Regions from separate parts of the Homo sapiens genome. Here all the other regions are linked to region 5. The links are chromatin loops, found by intact Hi-C in ENCODE. Cell type or tissue: PC-3. All regions are shown on one strand.

Region 1 (4,000 bases), 720 kb after region 5:
GGAACGATCTCTGCTCACTGCAAGCTCCGCCTCCCAGGTTCATGCCATTCTCCTGCCTCAGCCTCCCGAGTAGCTGGGACTACAGGCACCCGCCACCACGCCTGGCTAATTTTTTGTATTTTTAGTAGAGACAGGGTTTCACCGTGTTAGCCAGGATGGTCTCGATCTCCTGACCTTGTGATCCACTCGCCTCAGCCTCTGGGTATGTCTTTATCAGCAGCATGAAAACAGGCTAATACCCATAGCCTATAATTAAAAATTATTTTTAAAATGCAGAGCAGTAACTTTCATCTGGTAAGATCAATATCGATAGTTTGTCAGTTACTTGAAAAAGCTGAACAAAGTAGAGGAGTTTTAAAATCAAATATTGTAATTTAAAACCTGAAAATAAACATGAATTTACCAATCTTTTAATGTAGAGGGTCTCCTTTTATTGAGTGCACATTATCTGATTAGAAATCCATATCATCTTTCCTGAATAACCCACATCCACAAGGCGTTCTCTCCAAATCCCCACTTCCCTTGCAAGAACCCAGAAATAATTTTGCAGAAATTTTAGAATACAGGCCTTCAAGATTTTCAGTTTCCCCTCCAACCTCTTATATTTGTTTCATCCACATCCAAATTTAATAGCAAGTCTAGTAACTTCTCTTTATCAAGTCTTTCTAAGCATTATATATAATTAGTTTTCAGAGAAATAAAAATCCCCTTTTATTTTGCAGTCATATTTCACGGTTCACATAATATTGCAATTACCCACTTTAATTCAATGGCAAGTATAGGTGGCATAAACAGGATTGGGACAAACTCACCTGACCCTTGGCAGGCACACAATTCTATTGGGAAAGCAAAACTGTGGGGATCCTGCTAGCTTACTTTCAGGATGATACAGACATCAGATAGTATAAGAAAAAAAAATTGGTTAATATGTTGAGTCAGTTAAGTGGAGATACTCAGTTGGAATATCCAAATCCATATCCAAGTCCATATCTTTTACTATTTCCTCACACTTTCATCCTTCCATCTTTGATATAGTTTTCCTCTTTTACCTGATCCCTGCAGTTTTTTAAAAGTAGTTGATTTCCAAACACATTGTATTAACATTTTCTAAGCAATTTGCATTTCAGTTAATGTTATACAATACAAAGTATATTTCTGGCTTTAAAAGAGGGCTTCATCAAAGGAGTTTATTTTTAAAATCTAATCAAGCAATGTAAAAATCGTTAAGTGAGAAACAAGCTCTTACAATATTGATGAGTAAAAGAATAAGATCTTCATAGGTAACCAACATATATCACCACATATATACATGGAAACAAAGGCGAATTTAGGTTGACTTTCATTTACATTTATAGTAAATAAGACAATGTATCGTGACCTTCCCTGGGAATAAATGTTTTTTTCACTTGAAATTGATATCCATGAAATCAGTTAGGCAGTTCCAATATAATTCGCCTTTCCGTTTTAGATAAGGACCAGATGTGCTCTATTGGGACACATGTTTTCATGTCCATTTGTATTTTCCCTTCAGGACTAAGGGTGTGGAGTCTAGAATTAGTGAGGCTCTCTGATTTGAAACTGCACCTCCCTCACTTACTACATTATATGTCTAAGCAACAGTCTCCTCCCCATGGCTCTTCTGTCCCATGCAGAACACAGTCATGCCTTGTGCTAAGCTGGTAGCCCCAGGTAGAGTAGCCCAGGAAATGCTTGGGTGAAAAGCTGTTACTCTTGTTCTCTAACTTATATTGCAGAAAAGCAGTGCTCCCACATTATAAAAGGACAGGCAAGAATCCCAGGAATCTCTTTACCTCTTCATAACAAATCCCACTCTGATGAGACTAGAATCAATTAACTCCAGTGCCTAATACACACATCACTACTATATGCAACAATTCTATTCACTATTCTAGAAAAGCCTTGCTAAACAAATCTGCCTTACAATGACATCTGCTGGGAGTTTCTGGCACTGGATTTTTTTTTTTTTAAGACCAATATCTGAGGTTAAAAAACACGGCTCAAGAGAAAGAGAATTTAACTGTGTCAAGAATCAATCTCTCAAGTTATCTTTCAAACTAGGGACTATATCGCTTAAAAAATAAAGAAAATATACCTCAGGTGAATTCATAATAAATATCAGATGCTGAGCTATGAAACTGAACCCAAAACATGAATTAACATTCGAATGCAGTGTTATCCAGCTTTTAAACATTCCATCTAGCAAGAAAAGGACAGAATATATGACATTCTTCTTGGATATGCTTATACTTCAGAGAATTTCTCAATGCCGAAAATCTGTCATTTTTTTCAAAAATATCAAAGTATTTATTGAGCTTGATTATTCTTCATATTTAAGGGACTACTGCTGTAAGTTTACGTTAGAAATCTTTAAGGGCTGGTGAAGAGCATTTTCCTTCTAACCCCAAGTTTGAATTCCAGTTGAGGATGTGGCCAAGGTATGGTGTTAGAAGGACCATGGGAGTGAATCTTCCAGCAACTGATTGACATATCCAGTGGTTCTGCCTTCAAAAAGGGATGATGGCTGGGTGCACTGGCTCACACCTGTAATCCCAGCATTTTGGGAGGCCAAGCTGGGTGGATCACCTGAGGTCAGGACTTCAAGACTAGCCTGGCCAACATGGTGGAAGCCCGTCTCTACTAAAAATACAAAAATTAGCTGGGTATGGTGGCAGGCACCTGTAATCCCAGCTGCTTGGGAGGCTGAGGCAGAACAATCACTTGAACCCAGGAGGTGGAGGTTGCAGTGAGCCAAGATTGCACCATTGCACTCCAGCCTGGCGACAAGAGCAAAACTCCATCTCAAAAAAAAAAAAGGATGATCATGCTGAAATTAAGATGATGCCTAATATTTCTCTGTCAAAGTAACCTAAGCTATAAAAGAAAATCTCCTAACATTCTCTCCCCTGTGAAGCGGCAGACACCTAAACGAAGGAGGAGTTAAGTTATGGGAGTTCACCGATGAATTAGAAAGGCAAAAGGAATTATAACATGAACAAGTTATAATTCTACTTAATTGCACCCACTAAGACATATTAACATGAGATGCAATTAACCTAAGTATTAGCACAAAGTCCAATCTCCAGCTACCACTTAGCCAAAAAATTTTTGTAACTGAATAGAAGTGTTCATTGTTCATTAAGGAAATTTATATTGGCATTATTGTATTTGACAGCATGATGGACAAATTACATTTCTCTTGCTATTGTTCATAGTAATAATTGAGGCCATTCTTTAACCTTTGATTAGATAATGATTAAGAAATTCTTGAGATTATGTTTGTCAGAACATAAAACTGGAGATAATCTAAATATCAATAGGAGAATGGGTTTAAAAAAACTGTAGTATATTGATACAATGGAATATTAAAGGTTAAAATAAATGAACTAGAACTTCAAAAAGAAAAGAAAAATATTATGAGCTTAATAACATTGCAATCTCTCTGAATTTCCTAAGAGAACAAAAAAAACAATTACAGAGAAATTGGACTGGTGTCCTGAGAAAAAGCCCATAGACTGTTAAAAAAAATTAAGCCATCATATAGCTCTTTACTTCAGCCATAAGAGCCAGCACCCCAAATCTGTGCTGTTCAGATCTGTCCACCTTTCAATTTCATTTTCATGTTTAAGGACATGAAGCAACACAATATTGAATCTAATAAAGTGTGAAGGCTGTGCTTTGCGGCAAGGCAGGAGTTATTCCCACAAAACTGACATAGGGTCAAAAAGCATAAAGAGTTGGTATATATTCTATAATTCCCCATCTTTTTCCTCATAAATGGAGGTTATTTTGAGGCATGGCTCTACAAGAGCAAAGGCTATGTCCAGCTCTGTTCAGTGCTATTTTCCCAGTGCCTGCTGGTGAATGTTTATAGAACTGCTTTCCTACTTGTAAGCTATTTTACAACCTTGACACCTGATATATCCACATCTTAAAGCAGATCTTTCCACATCTTTTCTGACTCTCATTGTTCCCTATTCTG
Region 2 (4,000 bases), 52 kb after region 5:
CTCCTTACATTGATGCAGGAGTTACAGACAAAAGAATTATTATTATTATTGCTTAAATTGTGTAATTAGAAAAGATGGTTGTATTGTGCTAATAGTTTGCATTAACAACTTGGAACCAGTTTTAAAATGACTGGGATTGTTGTTTGCTTGGAAATAGCATTCCAACAGCTTGAGGGATTGAGTCTTGAAATTCTCAAAGGTTACAAAAGCGTGCAGTAACACACTTTTGTACACACTTTTGAGGGTACAGATTGGTAAATATGTGCATTTATATCTGAACACTTTCAAGTTTGCTTTAATACTATTTTTTTCTCTTAGTGTTAATGCAAATTTGCATCTAAATATTTACCTAGTACTTACTATGCTTCTAGAACAATTCTCAGCTCTGGAGATTGACAAATTCATGTCTCTACAGTTGATACTTCTAAGGAATAAGTGCATGGCTTCATATAATTCACTTGTCCTGATTGTGGAAGAAAAAAGTAAGGCTTGTGTCTCAACATGTGTCCGGTACTTTTATGGCATCCAAGCCACAGATCTGGGAGTTTCCATGTGTTTCTCCTGACGCTTTACCCTCCCTAGCTTGACCTGCACTGCAGTAGGCCACATACTGGTTTTCTCTCCCCAGCTTTGTCTTCCTTGCTATCTCCACTGCCCCTTCATTTGACATGTCATTTCCCACACTGTAATTCCTCCATGAGTTAATATCCAGCTACACTCCAAGAGACATTCATAACTCCAGAATCCGAGTTATAAATACTGTCTCTCAATAAAAATCAGGGTCTTATGTTCCCCTAGTTCCTAAATCCTATCCAGTCTAATTGGTTGTGTCTTCTTACACCTCTTCCTCTTTCCCCACTCCTACTTTAGTTGGCTTGTTTCAGGCTCTCAACATTTTCTACTTGGATTATGATTAACAATCTCTTGCTTCCCGCCTTGCTCATTCCTTGCCATTTAACCAATAGCTGGTAGCGTGGCCTTATGAAACACAAATTTGATCAAGTTGCTGCCTTAAAGGAAAGGCAACAGCAACCATCAGCACCCGTTGGTGGTTTTCAGCAGCTTTCAGGATGAGGTCCACATTTCTTTGCATGGCACCCTTAGCACTTGATCTGCCCTTAGCACTTGATCTGGCCCTTGCCTAACTCTCTGGTCTCATCTTTTGCTGCTCTGCTTCTCCATCAGCCACAGTCAATTTCACTGAATTACCTGTGAGTTTCACAAGACCTTTTCCCTGCTTTCTTGGACTCCTGCAGTTTTGCTCTCCGGTTAGAATTCCCATCCTCTTTTTCTCCTCACAATTATTTTGCTGGTTAACTCCTAGTTGTTTAAAAAACATGTCTCGTTTTTCCCCAGAAACCTTTTCCAGCATTAATTACCTTTTTTATGAGAAGACCACAGCTTAGTTATCATGTGTACGTCTTCAAAGTGCAGCAAGTCGCCCAGCACAGGCAGACCCGCCTAAAGCTAATAATCTTCCTGACCTGAGACTCTCCAACGGACTCTTCATAGGATTCTGCTGAAGAGCTGGTTTTGTTTTCTTCATGTTATTATTTTTTTGAGGCTAAAAAAAAAGTAGTTGAAGACTGAAGAGTGAAATCAAATTGTTCCCTAAATATTGGAAGATGTTATCAATTAATTTATTTGGAGGTATAGATTATTTAATTCCACTATAGTACTTTGATTGCAAAGTAACCAGAGATGTTTTCACGTAGGTGATGCTGAATTTCTAAAAAAACAGCATCTGTATTATTTTTATGGACTTTTATCATAATCACCAGTGCCATCATTATGATAATTTTTTTCATCTATAGGTAGAGTTAGTCTGAGAATAGGCTTATTTCTGTTGTAAATGATAGCTTCACTTTTGCTAAAAATACTTTTTGATTCACTTATTTTTAAGACTTTGCTACATGGTCTGTCAGGCCCTGGGTTTCTGGATGCATTGTATAATTAGTGTAAACTTGGAGAAACTTGTTTTGTTTTTAATGATCCAAATTTAGTTGCTTTTAGTCACAGAATTTCTGTAAATACAAACTTATGTCAGAAGAGGCTTTTATTTACTTTGTGATTCAACTCAGCATGTTTATTTAATATGCAATGATTCAGCTTACTGGCTCCTTTAGAAACTTGGAGTGTGTGTTCTCATGATGGCTGAATAAGTTGATGGCTTTGATCTGAACTGTAAAGGCTCAGAGGGCATTTTTTCCTTGCAAATTTGCCTTTGGAATTTCTCTTTCTTTTCTGTTAGGAAAGTACTATTGTTTGACCGTAGGGCCAATCTCATGTAGTTTAGATTCCCCATACTTGCAGAATTAGAGTTTTTTTCTTCATTATGGGATGCTTTTTGGTGCTTTCAAATGGAAAAAGCAGAGTTGTTCCAGGCACTGACAGAAATCTGTGCTGTTGATTTTTGTTTCCTTCCTGGACTTCCCAAAGGAAATACAAAAGAAGATATTGATATTAATCTGTTAGATCACAAAAAACCAATGTACAACTAAATGAACCTAGATTAATTTTTTCAAAGCCCAAACAAAAGAAAGATTAACAGTACATAGTTCTTTTTTAGACAAGACTGACTTGCACAGCCTGTCCCCTGAGTCACTAGGCTTCCCACCTCAATTAGTCTGCATTTGCTCATTTTCCCACTCTAACATTTCTTAGTAGTAACCAGCTTCTATCTTCTCTTTGCTTTACATGGTCACTCTTCCTTTTGTGATCATCCCCCAAATATCTCTTATCTCAGTTGGCACTCACTGCTGTCATTTATCCTCTCTAATCACCTGAACTCCTAGGTGTTGGGTGAACCTGTCCCTTAGGCTACCGTAGCTTGCAGAGACTTGGCTTTCAGCCTTAAGGTTCAACATGCTGCTGGAGTTCCTTCCATTGCCTCCATCTTCCAGGCAGCTGGAAGTGGAAGGAACAAGACATCTCACCACCAAGCCAGCTTTCTGTAAGTACCCTGCTTACCCTCTCTTACCAGAACTTCCTCAATGGCCACAGCTTTCTAATGATCATTTGTAAGGACAGCTATAAGAGAGGCTGTAAAATGCAACCTTCGTCCAGGGGCATTGCAACCTCAGTGAAAATGGATTTCTATTACTTAGAAGATGAGAATAGCTATTGGGTAGCAATGAGCCATCTCTGCTAAAACTCAGAGAAAACAAGCTAACTAGGAGTTCAAGAGTTCTTTTTTATGTCCTTCAAAAACACATTCGTCTTGAGAAATAAGTCTAGGTTTTTAACCACCTTTTTGTTTCAAGCATGAGTAATAAGTCCATTTTATTGACTATAAAAGTATATTGACATTCTTTCTATTTTGAAAGTTAGGCATCTTAGTGTGCTTTGTTTTTTGTAATGGTTTCTGTGTATCTTTACTGGAGTCTTTAGCTTCCCCCTCTCTTTACTCCTCTTTTGAGATTCAGACTTACTCAACCAGAACAGCATTTTTGCTGGTTCTCCAACCATGTTGAGTTACATTCACTTCCAGATTCTTAAGTCATAGAATTATGAATCTTTTTATTTTTGACAAATGTCTTCTGTGAGTATTCACGAGGGTGTATCTGACCAGTAAGCAATTTTCTTTTCCTGCCAGTTTCTCGCCCCATTTTCCTTCAGTGTGATTTGCTGGCAGCTTCCATCCCTTCCTCCTAGGGCTGAGCACAGGACCCTGGTCTGGTTAGTATGTTCTCCTTTCCTGTTCAATGGTTGCTTCAGGGACAAACAAATGACTCAACCAACGTCTTTTACTGAAACCCCTGCAAGGGGGACTGTCTCTTTTTCTGAGATTGTTGAGGGGCCATCTCTAACTCCTCAAAGAGAAAGAAAAAGAGCTTATGTTAGAATGAGACCAACACAGAGGAAAAGAAAGCTGATAGATGGATTAAGCAACTTTTCTGGGGACATCTTTGTAGAACTTGAATCTAACCTGCCTAATGCTGTATCACTCCTTGATTTTTGTGTTACACATGCCGATAAAGATACCTTTCTCCCTTTAAGC
Region 3 (4,000 bases), 310 kb after region 5:
AGTAGTGATTGGCTAAGAAGCAGGCTAATTTTTTTTAAAATTTCAATAGCTTCTGTGATACTAGCGGTTTTTGGTTACATGAATGAATTGTATAGTGGTGAAGTCTGGGCTTTTAGTCTACCCATCAACTTGAATAGTGTACATGGTGCCCAACAGGTAATTTTTAAGAAACAGACATTGCAGCAGATATTTGTTGGTTCCATTGAGAGGTATTGGGACAATGAGAGAAAAAAAAAACACATCTTAATCTTTTCACCAGCTAATCCTGACATCAGATTTTGGGAGACTTTGTTATTGCTGTTCTTTGTTGAACAAATAACTCTTTAATTTACGTGCATCAGACTTATGTCACGATGACCTTTTGCTTCTTTATCCAATAAGGAATTTTGAGCACACTCTTTTCTACATGGCATTATAAGGCACACATATGCAATGTTTATTTACTATGTTACATTTTCTAGTGATGCATTATTTTAGATTTTTATCTAACAATTATCATAAGGTGCAAAATGGAAGATCTTTAACAAAAAGTTATAAACAACTACCATATGCCAGGGACTGTGTAAAATGCTGGAAATACAATGATGTTTTTTTGGAAATATGAATCTGGATCCCAGGAATTATGCAGTATAAAAAAAGAAAAAATACAGGCACACAGGATGAAACAGACAAAATATAGCATTATAAAGGCAACATCATAAATATGAACAGGAGTAGAGGTCCTACATAAGAACTGCTTTTAAGTCAGTGAAGACTCAAGACAGCAGGCGATATCTGAATTTTGTGTTGAGGATAAATAGGAATCAATCACATAGGAAGAGAGGGAAGACATTTCAGGCTTATTAAAGCCTATGCACCAAGTCACAGAGGTGTGGAAAAATAATACGAATTCAAAGCTACAAGTAACTAACTCTATGATGCTCAAGTACAAAGAAGAACAATGAGATGAGGCCACCAAGTGCTTTGCATCCCATAAGAAGCTTGGATTTTAATGTTCTAAAAAATAGGAGACCTATAATAAATTTTAAGGTAGAAAGAGATGACAAGATCAGACTTGCATTTTAGAAAAATCAGTGTGTATTACACATAATACTTAATACTTTTTAATAGTAAATTTAAATTTATGATCTTATTCAACCATATTGCCTCTTCAAAGAGAAGAAGAGCTATAATGTTATATAAATCTAAGCATAAAAAATATCAGGCATCCCATACCTCTCAGACAAGGCTTTATGTAAGAACAGCTGAGAGCTTCCTTCTGCCCTCATGAAACCATAAAGAGAAAATGTGTTATCTTAACAGGGAAAACTTTCTTTTACATTTTCTAGGAAGACTCACAGCCAAATGAAAACAGTATATTCCTGGAATGCCTTTAACTGTCTTGTCGTACCAGGACTTCTTGCTGAGAGAGTTCCTGCCCCCTGTAAACACAGAACATGCTTGTCTGTGCTTTTAACTTATATCCTGTATATGTCTTCCTGACAACTATCCATACAAGCGGCTTTCATTCCCTGTTTCCAGATGAGAATTGAACTCAATGCACATATTGAAAGGAAAGAAACCTAGGTTTTATATATGGAAATATCCACTCATGATTGGTGCCTTCTTATGGATACTTAATAGTACTGATATTTTTATGTTGCTTGATAAAAGATGATTGTCAAAAGAGATCCACACAGACAGTGGCTATAAGAGTGAAGCTGCACAGGTCCCTTTGTAGCAGTCAGTCTCTCTCCTACTCCCTGTCTCATCTCCTTCCCCTGCCACAAGGACCCAGAGAAGCAGGCAGGCTGGCAGTGTGATGACGGTATCTTACCCTGGCTCTGAGGTTGACACAGATTTCACAGGTCACTTCTATCACTGCAAAAGCACATTGGTCTGGAGTTTATGAAGAACATACAATTTCTGTTGGCATGTTAGGTACATTATATAAAATGCCCCGCATAAAGAAAGCAGTGTAGTTAAAAGCAAATGAAAGATAAAAAGAGTAACAACGTGGTTTCTCAGTATTTCATGGTACCGGTAGATATGACCTTCACAGACAAACCTAAATCTTTCTTATGTAACTGACATTTAGTCCGTTAGCCATTTTTAATAAAAGAGTAGAGAAGTTACTCTACTGCGGCTTTTGCTGGTACTTTTTATAGCCGTCGTGTGGTAGGAAGTAGGCCCCAAGTTCCCTTGGCAACAAGTAGAGTAGAAGCGATACACAGAAAACTGAGTCATCGGTGAATCATCTGAGGATTTCTGTTTCCAATCCTTGGAAATAATTTACCGATTGTTTTTTATTTGTGCAGTGTTTGCTGACTCTGAGTGGACACCTCAGAAACTGTAACATCTTTGGTCAATTTGGTCAATCGTTTAAGAAACATTCTGGATGCTCCAAGTAGACCTTAAGATTGATATCCAAACAAAACAAACCTCTGCTTGCTTTAAGATGACACTCACTCCCCATCTGAGGAGGAACAGATAAGTGAGTCAAGGTATTGGCAATGGGGAAGTCCCCTTTCTACAAAGAAATCTGATGTCCCCAGAAAAATGTTTCATGACATTGTCACATTTAAAATGTTAGTCACAACAAATTTTCAGACACCTAAAAAGAGAACAAATATGGTCTCATACATTTTCTCTCTCTCACTCTGTCTGAGACTTATGTTCATCAGTTACTCAATTCCCCCATTTTTTTTTTTACAAATACATCTCTTATATAATCCCTTTATCTCCACAATTGTTGCTTCTACCTTATATCAAGGTTTACCATTTCATTTATCTAGGCTCAGATTGTCCTTTACTTCATTGCGTGTACAAGGAGAAAGAAAAAACCTCCCCTAAAAATGCTTTTTGGCCAGGTGCGGTAGCTCAAACATGTAATCCCAGCACTTTGGGAGGCTGAGGTGGGTGGATCACCTGAGGTCAGAAGCTTGAGACCAGCATGGCCAACACGGCGAAACCCCATCTGTACTAAAAATGCAAAAATTAGCTGGGTGTAGTGTTGCACTCCTGTAATCCCAGCTACTCAGGAGGCTGAGACAGGAGAATCGCTTGAACCAGGATGTGGAGGTTGCAGTGAGCAGAGATCATGCCACTGCACTCCAGCCAAGGCAACAGAGTAAGACTCAGTCTTCAAATAAATAATTAAATAAATAAATAAATAAATAAATAAATAAAATAATGCTTTTCATCTGCCACCAGGGACCTAATCAAAACTCTTTAATAGTTCAATGGCTTCTTGAGGACCATGACTTATTTATTATTGTATCTGCAGCACCCATCATGGTGCCTGACCTACAGAATATGTTCAATATGTGTTTATTGAATGAATTATAATAATTGTGGTATTTTTGCTTATATGCACCCCCCCACCACACACACACACACACACACACACACACACGTTAAATCTAAAGCTTCTTGTGAGCAGAAGGCTTATCTTGTAAATTGTTGTATCCCTAGCTCCTCGAAGGGTGTCTGGTATGATACAAACATTCAATCATCATTTACTGAAATGGTGAATGAAATTCAAATGCTGGGCTTATACAAGTATATGGTATCCTCCCATACCTAGGTGAACTCGTTTCTCACCACTGCCTTCCTTCCTGTGAGGTGAGCCTTTGTACCATTCGAACTCCATGCAACTATTCCTACCAATTGCCTCATATGAACTACCTCACACAAACCACTGCCTACTTAAATTCTATCCTCCTTTAAGGCCCAACTGAAGTCACATTCTGTTCACAAATGAGACTTCTTGACTCCTTCAGCCCTCACAGATCTTCATGTCATCCAGACTCAGAGTACCTATGGCCTTTACTCAGATTTGTCCCTACAGACTCATTCTTCCATTGTTTGCCTCCTTTTAAATTCCTGGGTGATGTTATCTATTTCCTTCACTTTGGCATCTCTCACATGTTAATGCCACCACACTCCTTCATCTCGGGCCCTGATCTCAGAGCATCAAAACTCATTGTTTCGCAAGTCCTCAGGCTCAAAAATGTTAAGT
Region 4 (4,000 bases), 120 kb after region 5:
ATCAAGAAAATATGTTGCCCTACAAAGTTTATTTACAATGAAAATTCACGTGCATGGAGAGTACTTCCTAAAAGGAATGCATATTTAGCAAATCTGGAAAAAATAATAAAATAATTGTATAAATTCTAAATATTATAGGTAAGAGATTTTAAAACTCAGTTTATTATTTTTTGGGTCCACTTTGATTATCTAAATTAGAAAAGTATATGGTACCTTCAAATTAGCTACAGCCTTAGCTGATTTGTCAAAATGTATTATAGCAACTCTGTTTTAATATCTCACCATGACAAAGCAGTAAAGCTCTGGTTATCACAGTATATTGCTCACTTTCAGTGTGATTTACTCTTAGCAGTCTGTGCATAAATGAAGCATAGTTTCACAATGTCTGCTTTTTGTTGTTGTTGTTGTTAAAACAAATGCCTTAGTGTCTGTTACACTCATATCTCTTCCTGGACTAGTTTCTCCAAATACATTTTTTTTTTAATCCTGCACGGACAATTGGAGTGCATACTGAAGACTGCATGATGGAAATCTCTGACCTAATTCTGCAGTCATGAGAGGTTTGGAGAGCAGTGATTAAGATCTAAACATGGACATACATGTTTCAGTGAAGTATCTTAACTTTATCAGCCCCTTAACCAAAGTCGAGTTATTTTTATTTGCTTTCTTTTTTGGATCTTTGCAGATGCTAACATCTTTCTTTCTCTTTCTCTTTCTTTCTTTCTTTCTTTTTCTTTCTTTCTTTCTTTCCTTCCTTCCTTCCTTCCTTCCTTCCTTCCTTCCTTCCTTCCTTCCTTCCTTCCTTCCTTCCTTCTTTCCTTCTTTCTTGATTTCTGAATGTGACAGAGAGTTCTGAGGAGGTGGGGAGCTTTCCTATGACCCATTTTCATTCTTTGAACCTAATTTAGCAACTTGTGTATACATTATTGTCTGTGTTTGTAAAATGCACAAACAATACTGCGACTTAAACACCAGATTCATACTAAGGAATTGATCCTTACACTAGTCAGAAAGCACTTGCCTAAAATGAATATACTCTGACATGGAAACTAAAGCTCTGTTTCTGGAGAGGGCAGAATAGAACCAGTGAGTGGAAATTATATAGACACAGATTTTAGCTCCATCTGAGGCACAGCGCATCGATAAGTAGCCATAGCATTCTTATTTCATGATGGAGCAGAGCTTGCTGTCTCTTGGATGGGTTTTCGAGTTGTTGGTGATGAGTTAATTATGTGGTGAGAGACCTTGTTTTCTGCCCTCTTTTCTGTTTGTCATCTGTCCTTTTTTCCTCCCCTCTTTTTTCCTTTTCTTCCCTTCTCTCTTTCCCTCTTTCCATTCAGTCTTCACACATGTATTAACGTCCTATTGTGTGTCAGATACTTTGCTTCTAAACCTAAAAGTCTGTTATTGAGAAGTAATAGTTAATTATGTGAAGAAAAACATTCAGTACTCCTTCTACTGAGAAGGGCTTGTCTCTATTTCCTTTCCACTTAACACTGACAATTTTAGAGCACATTAAAACTGAGGAAACTAGCAATGCTGTTTCAGAAATTAATTTTTAAAAGAAAACCAAAAGTCTTTTTTCCATTGATTATATATCTTAATTTGCTGCTGGAAGTAACCAGGCACCCACAGAAACAGCAAAAGGTGGACAATGAAAATTAGAAAGCATTTAAACCTGGGCACCTATCCCCAGTGAGCCTCTCCAGTTTTATCCCTGCAAAGAGTTAATGAAGGTAGAACAGAAGGGCAGAGCAAGCAGCTGTTTTAGTTTTTAGTGGGGACAATCAGTAGGATAAGAATGGACACATGTCAAGTTACCCCCCCTGCTGTCCTTAGATAAAAAGGCCTCTGAGACACAGACTGTGATGCCAAACCATGTCCATTCTGCCTGTCGTATGGAATGCCAATCCCTGAGATGGTAAGTTTTACAGCGGAGAAAGAGTTTATTCATGAGGCAGTCAAGCAAGGAGGTGGGAGAACAGGTCTCAAATCTGCTTCCCTAAAGATGGGATTTTAAGGATATTTATGAGACAGAGGAGTGAGGTAGTCTGAAGTATGAGGAAAAGTCATTGGCAGTAAAGAAGAGTGAGGTTATCAGTGAACTATGCAAGCATAGCCAAGCTTCATGGCTCTTCATAGGATGCATGTTCACATGGTGGTGGTGTTAGCATGATCTGTAGGTAGAACATCAAAAGTGTACCTATCGAACACTCAAGCAGGGTCAGTGGTCGCAAATGGCTTGAACTGGACTAGAGCTGACTCTAAGTTCCTGAAAAACAACTTCAGTAACCATCACCATGGTGACCTATATGTCAGAGATGTTATCTGTGAGGAAGCTAGTGCAAGTTCAGTTATATATTGCTTAGCCACATGACCTTTAGCTACATAGATTTTAAAATCAACTAAAGGCAAGTAGCTAAAAACAAGCAAGGCAGGTTAAGCTTGGCAGACCTAATCAGGTTAGCCCTTGGTTTCAACTGTAAGTTGTCTCCCAATAATCCACCTTCCCTTTCTCCATTTTAACAGAAATTTTAGTCTATCTTATGACCACTCAGAATCCCAGTCCCACTACGTAGCCCCGTCTCCCTTGCAGCAATATGATGCCATGTGTCTTAAGTTACGACCAATATGATAGAAGACAACTATCCCATGACAGCTTTTGGGAAACTTCCTTAAGACAGCTAATGTACACCGTGGCCCTTCCTCTCTTTGGCTTCTTCTCCATCCTGCTACCTGGAATGCAGATGCTACCATCTTGCACTGTGGGGTCCAGCTATGACAGAATGGTAGCTGGAAAGAACTAGGTCCCTGAAGAGATCATGGAATGGAGCTGCCATAATCATCCCAAATTGCCTCCTTTATACTTGTCCTCTCTAAGTAACGTTATTTTGTTATTTTAAAAACAATTCATAGTCAAACACAATCCCAACTAATATGGGCACCTTATAGGAAGGCTAAAGGCAGCCTGTCTCCATTTCTAAGATTGACACTTAGCATTCCTAGTAGTGGAGGAACATAGTTTTTCAGAAAGGTCTATAAATTATGCTTTTACTAGGGATTTTACCTATGTTTTTCTTCACTTCATCCTCATAGGTGGTACCAGGCTCAAACTATGAATGATAATATAATATGTTATCAGAGAGATAACATAGGAACTTCGTTTAAGTCTGGGAATTAAACACAGATCTACCTGACTCAAAACTTACATTTTTTTTTCTATCATTCTATATTGCCTTCTTGATATTCTGCTTTAAGATTCCTCCTCAGTCACATATTTCTATGGCTGATAGACTGGTTGGTATCCACTTAGCCAGTAGCTTTGAGAGAAGGCTCCAGAGTAGGTGAAAGAAGTTTTCCTTTGTATTAGCAAGTGAAGACCGATTTCCAATATAAAGAGAAAATGTCAAGTGTGACTTCTATTTGAGAAAGATTTGAAAATAAATGCTAGATCTGATTTTATATTATCTATAGATTATTGGTTTTAACTGGCAGCCCAGGCTGATTTTAGAGTTACGTATACATTTATATTGTCTCATAATATTAAAAAAAAAAAAAGTAATTAGTTGTTAAACTTTAAAAGGGAAAATCTGGGTTGCTTTCCCACATGACAATCAGCTGATGCTGTGTATGGCTGTCTTTATCAGTGGGCTTGCTATAGTTAGTCAGCCCACTCCACTCATTTTCATTACTGACCCTTTCCTGTTAGTCATTTGAGAAGTTTACAGCCTTTGTGTGGACCCTTTTCCTTGAAGATGATTAAACACACAACAGATTGTTAACAGTTGCCAGTATGTTTGGCAAATTAATTTATCAATCTTAACTTCAGACTTACAGTCCTTATTTGTAAGTATATAAACACCGGTGTATTCTTCTTATTTTTAAGAATAATTTGGTGACCTCTAGAGAGGTCTATGCGGTCTCTTCAGAGCACCTATAAACTTCTTTAGAGAAATTCATAGATAAAACAAATTATCTCTGCATTTTGGAATATAGACTT
Region 5 (4,000 bases):
ATATTTGTGACTAACACGATGTGTGGCAGTTGTCTAAGTTCATGGATACAGTTTTAGAAATCCCCACCTCTCCCTTCTTTATTGCTTTCCAACTAATCTTATAGACATTTTTTCTTTAAAGTCTGCCTTTTTTTTTTTTTTTTTTTTTTTTTTTGACAAAGTCTCACTCTGTCACCCAGGCTGGAGTGCAGTGGTGTGATCTTGGCTCACTGCAACCTCTGCCTCCTGGGTTCAAGTGATTCTCCTGCCTCAGCTTCCCGAGTAGCTGGAACTACAGTCACACGCCACCATGCCTGGCTGATTTTTTGTATTTATTTATTTATTTATTTATTTTTTGAGAAGGAATTTTGCTCTCGTTGCCCAGGCTGGAGTGTAATGGCGTGATCTCGGCTCATTGCAACCTCCGCCTCCCAGATTCAGGCGACTATCCTGCCTCAGCCCCCTGGTAGCTGGGATTACAGGCCCCTGCCACCACACCTCGTTAATTTTTTGTATTTTTAGTAGAGACGGGGTTTCACCCTGTTGGCCAAGCTGGCCTTGAACTCCTGGCCTCAGGTGATCTGCCTGCCTTGGCCTCCCAAAGTGCTGGCATTACAGGCATGAGCCACCGTGCCTGGCCTAAAGTCTAGCTTTAAAGTCTGACTTCAGCTTTGAGTCTTGCAATAGATGACTTAGGATCTCGAAGGTGGCAGTAGAGAATAGTAGGAAGAAAGCAAGTGAGGATTCAGGAGATATGGTTCTACTCCTAGCTCCAACTATTCTGCACCTTGGGCCAATTGCTTTCTCTCTGTATGGCCAATTTCTTTACTTGTTAATTAGGAAAGATGTTTGCTTTACCCATATGGGAGAAATAAATGAAACACTATAGTGTGTTGAAAACTATAAAGTCAATGCAAATTATTGCAGAATGAGGTAACCCTGGCCTGGTTCTAGCCCTCAGCCACTCAGCCACTACCAAATCTTTACTCTTTCTGAGAGCATAATCACAGTCTCTAACTTTAAAGGGATGATGTGCACTCTACATTACAGCATTTTTGTAAGGTTCAAATGAAGGGGACAAAAGGACCTGAAAGCATTTTGTAAACTGCAGAATACCACATGAATGCAAAGGTGGCATCACAGGACTTTACTGCTTCCTTGCTCTGTGTCCTCAGGCAAATTGGGCACCTGTCAGGTCTCCAGTTCTTTACCTGAGGGCTTATGCAACTTTTAATCACCGCCTATTCAGAAATCTGTTTAAACTGACTATGTATATATATTTTTATGCAACTTTTAATCACTGTCTATTTAGAAATCTGTTTAAACTGACTACGTATGTATATTTTTCTTTTGTAAAAAATTTTAAGGCTTGTCAAGTGTATTTTTAAAAACAATAGTGATACTTCTGACTCTTAAATACCTTTCAAGTGCGTTATGACAGGCTTCTTCTACTCTAATGGCATTTGTTACTAATTGCTTCATGAAATCGTAATCCTTTGTTTATTACTTACAGAAATGATTTCCAGTCAACATTCTTTGACCCTAAAGTAAGTTAAAATTCCTAAAATATTGAACAGATCTTGACCAATTATAATTTGTTTTTTGTTTGTCAGAATGGGAGTGAGCCATGACTTGGATGGACAGGGCTAGGGATGGAGGCTCTGGAAGACGTTCTTTGAAGTATCACTTTCAGCTTACTCTTCTCACCAAAGGCCATCCAGCAGCCCTCTCCTCTTCCCCACAGCACACATTTTGCATTTGTAACCAGAGAAGGGAATGATGACGTGGTAGCATTGTCCTTTGAGTCTCATCTTCTCAAAGGCAGAGGTCACATTTTCTAGTGTTGTACCTAACCTAGTTTTTGTATAGTTAAAAAAAAAAATCAGGCAAGTTGTCAATGTGAAAAATCTTTCAGCCTCGTGTTTGTACACATAGGAGATGAGAAATGTTTTAATGTGAAAGTAAGAATAGTGGCAATTCATCTCCTTCCTGTTCCTAGGTTACAGCTGCTCAGTAAAGTTGGGTTGCATCTCAGGAACAGAGAGCAATTTATTTCTACAGCTGTGTGAAATGGGGCCAGCTTGCATCCATGGAGGCAGAGATGCCCTCAAGTTTTTGGCTTATTTTTAGTTCCCTTATATCAATGTATACACGTGTGATAATATAGTGTAGTGCATCCAACAGCATTTTTTAGGCCCCACATTTGGGATTTCAGATGGCAGCAGCAATTCTTATTTTTTGGTTAAATTTTGTGGAAGTCTAACAAATGGATTCTCTGAGTCATTGAAAGGTATGCTTAAAAACAGGTACTCTGTATAAAACAGCTGGTCAAGTTTTTGGATTAGAACCTTTCAATCAAGTAACATCTTGGGAGACTGTAGGAGCTGTACAGGCCACTTGGTGGTGCTCATGACAGGGCAGCTCTCTTCCAAAGGATATGAATCTTCACAGTTGTAACATTTTAGTTCTGCTTTACTGAACAGAAAGCGGTTCCATTCCAAATTTGATCCTAAATGCGAAACCACAGTGTGCTATAAAACATTGAACATTCCTGCAAAAACAGACAGAGGTGGAGTTTGTTTGCACAGATCCAGAAAAGTCTTCTGTCAACAACCTCTTCTCACAGAGAATCGTACATCTAATGTGTGGCTAAAAGGCATTTGGATATGTCAAGTCCAAGCAAACCGTAACTAGCATTCTAATGACCTTCTATTGTTAGATAAATGATAACATTATAGAATGAAGGTCACAAGGGAAAAGGAACATATTCTCTTCCTCACTCAGTAAATTTATGACAGCAAGGATCCAGAAATCCTAGGGAACACAGGCCAAATACACCTTTTGCATGAGGGGTCTATTTAACAAAATGAAATGAGCACAGCAGGGAAGTTTTTTTAAAAAACTTTGCTTTATTTATAAGTAAACATTGGACACCAAGATTTATATATCATGTATGACCTGTACATACCTTGAGGGCTGTTTACTGTACCTTGTCTGTCTTTATGTTGTTAGTTAAACAGTGAGTCATAAAAATGCCCCAATAACACATTTTCTATCAACTGTCCAGGAAAATCTAGTTCCTTTACCACACAGAAGCAAAAGTGATATTCTTTAAAAGGAAAACCAGATAATGTCCTTAAAAAATGGCTTCCCAATGGTTTATGATGAAATCCAGACTCGATTAGGCTGACATAACATGCCTCTTGCTCATTTCTCTGCCTTCATCTCTCAGAATGCTTCTCTCCATTCTCTGGGCTCCAGGGTCCTGATTTCTTGAAGCTCCTGCAACCTGCCTGGCTTCTTCTGGCTGCAGGATGTAGACACACGCTCCTCACTCTTCCCTGGTTTGCCTTGCCCAGGTCTGTCTCTGAACCATCCTCTTTATCCTCCAGTTTTCAGGTGAAGTGTGTTCTTCTCATAGAAGTCTTTCCCGTTGACCTTATCTTAAGTGGTTCCCTCGTTATTTCTGGACCTTTATTTGTTTTATTCATAGTATTTATCCAGTCATTAAAGTTTGTCCTTTGTTGTTGTTTACTTATTTTTAAAAGGAATTTTATCTGCTTGCATTCAAATTGTGACTCTAAATATTATGAATTAGGGACTCTGAAAATAATGTGACTTCTCTAAAACTCAGTTTTCTCATCTAGAAAGTGAGCTTACTATTTACCTGATAGGGTTGTTTGTCATAAAGAATTAACACACGAAAACAAGCAAAGTGTGTAGAACCTGTCCTAGTACATAATAAAATATCAATGCATATTAACTATTATTAGTGCTATTTTAATCAACACTGCATCTGGGTGGTAGAACATTCCTCCCTTGCTAATTGCACCTTCTTCTCTTTTCCTTCCTTTAGGGAGGGCTTCCCTGACTATGCTTCATAAACTCAGGCCAGGCCCCCTAGTATTCCATTCCCTGTCCCATTGCCCTGCTTAATCTATCTCCACAGTATTTAAAATTTTTTGTATATATTTATCTGTTTTTATTGATGATATCTCTTTCCCACTATAATTTAAGCTCC

Evidence for each region. Peaks named below come from ENCODE experiments on the same cell type or tissue, not always from the same donor. Only the 100,000 strongest peaks of a DNase experiment are listed, where the experiment ranks them.
Region 1: a loop joins it to region 5, with 4 times the contacts of the local background. A loop is called at or near these places in 11 of 110 quality-filtered maps.
Region 2: a loop joins it to region 5, with 7 times the contacts of the local background. A loop is called at or near these places in 17 of 110 quality-filtered maps.
Region 3: a loop joins it to region 5, with 11 times the contacts of the local background. A loop is called at or near these places in 4 of 110 quality-filtered maps.
Region 4: a loop joins it to region 5, with 2.7 times the contacts of the local background. A loop is called at or near these places in 3 of 110 quality-filtered maps.

The regions. Positions count from the first base shown.
Region 1 is chr7:17,644,873-17,648,872 of GRCh38, forward strand. No RefSeq gene overlaps it. Among named protein-coding and RNA genes, the nearest start is that of LINC02889, 88 kb to the left of the region's middle. In PC-3, a CTCF peak has its summit at 1,956 (motif pointing left); no DNase peak of the experiment used is centred here.
Region 2 is chr7:16,976,432-16,980,431 of GRCh38, forward strand. No RefSeq gene overlaps it. Among named protein-coding and RNA genes, the nearest start is that of AGR3, 96 kb to the left of the region's middle. In PC-3, no CTCF peak of the experiment used is centred here; a DNase peak (open chromatin) is centred at 2,120; H3K4me3 peaks cover 1,070 bases; H3K27ac peaks cover 2,714 bases.
Region 3 is chr7:17,232,438-17,236,437 of GRCh38, forward strand. All of the region lies in intron 6 of LOC101927609 (a long non-coding RNA gene), which reads right to left. Among named protein-coding and RNA genes, the nearest start is that of AHR, 64 kb to the right of the region's middle. RefSeq lists enhancers at 1,670-2,869, 1,975-2,024, 2,175-2,434. In PC-3, a CTCF peak has its summit at 2,313; a DNase peak (open chromatin) is centred at 2,254; H3K4me3 peaks cover 1,204 bases; H3K27ac peaks cover 2,330 bases.
Region 4 is chr7:17,042,780-17,046,779 of GRCh38, forward strand. LOC124901595 (a long non-coding RNA gene) reads right to left here. Exons shown (of 4, transcript XR_007060239.1): 1 at 1-4,000. Among named protein-coding and RNA genes, the nearest start is that of AGR3, 160 kb to the left of the region's middle. In PC-3, CTCF peaks have their summits at 1,858 and 2,066; no DNase peak of the experiment used is centred here; H3K27ac peaks cover 688 bases.
Region 5 is chr7:16,924,089-16,928,088 of GRCh38, forward strand. No RefSeq gene overlaps it. Among named protein-coding and RNA genes, the nearest start is that of AGR3, 44 kb to the left of the region's middle. In PC-3, CTCF peaks have their summits at 2,378 (motif pointing right) and 2,577; DNase peaks (open chromatin) are centred at 2,443 and 2,983; H3K4me3 peaks cover 1,194 bases; H3K27ac peaks cover 2,568 bases.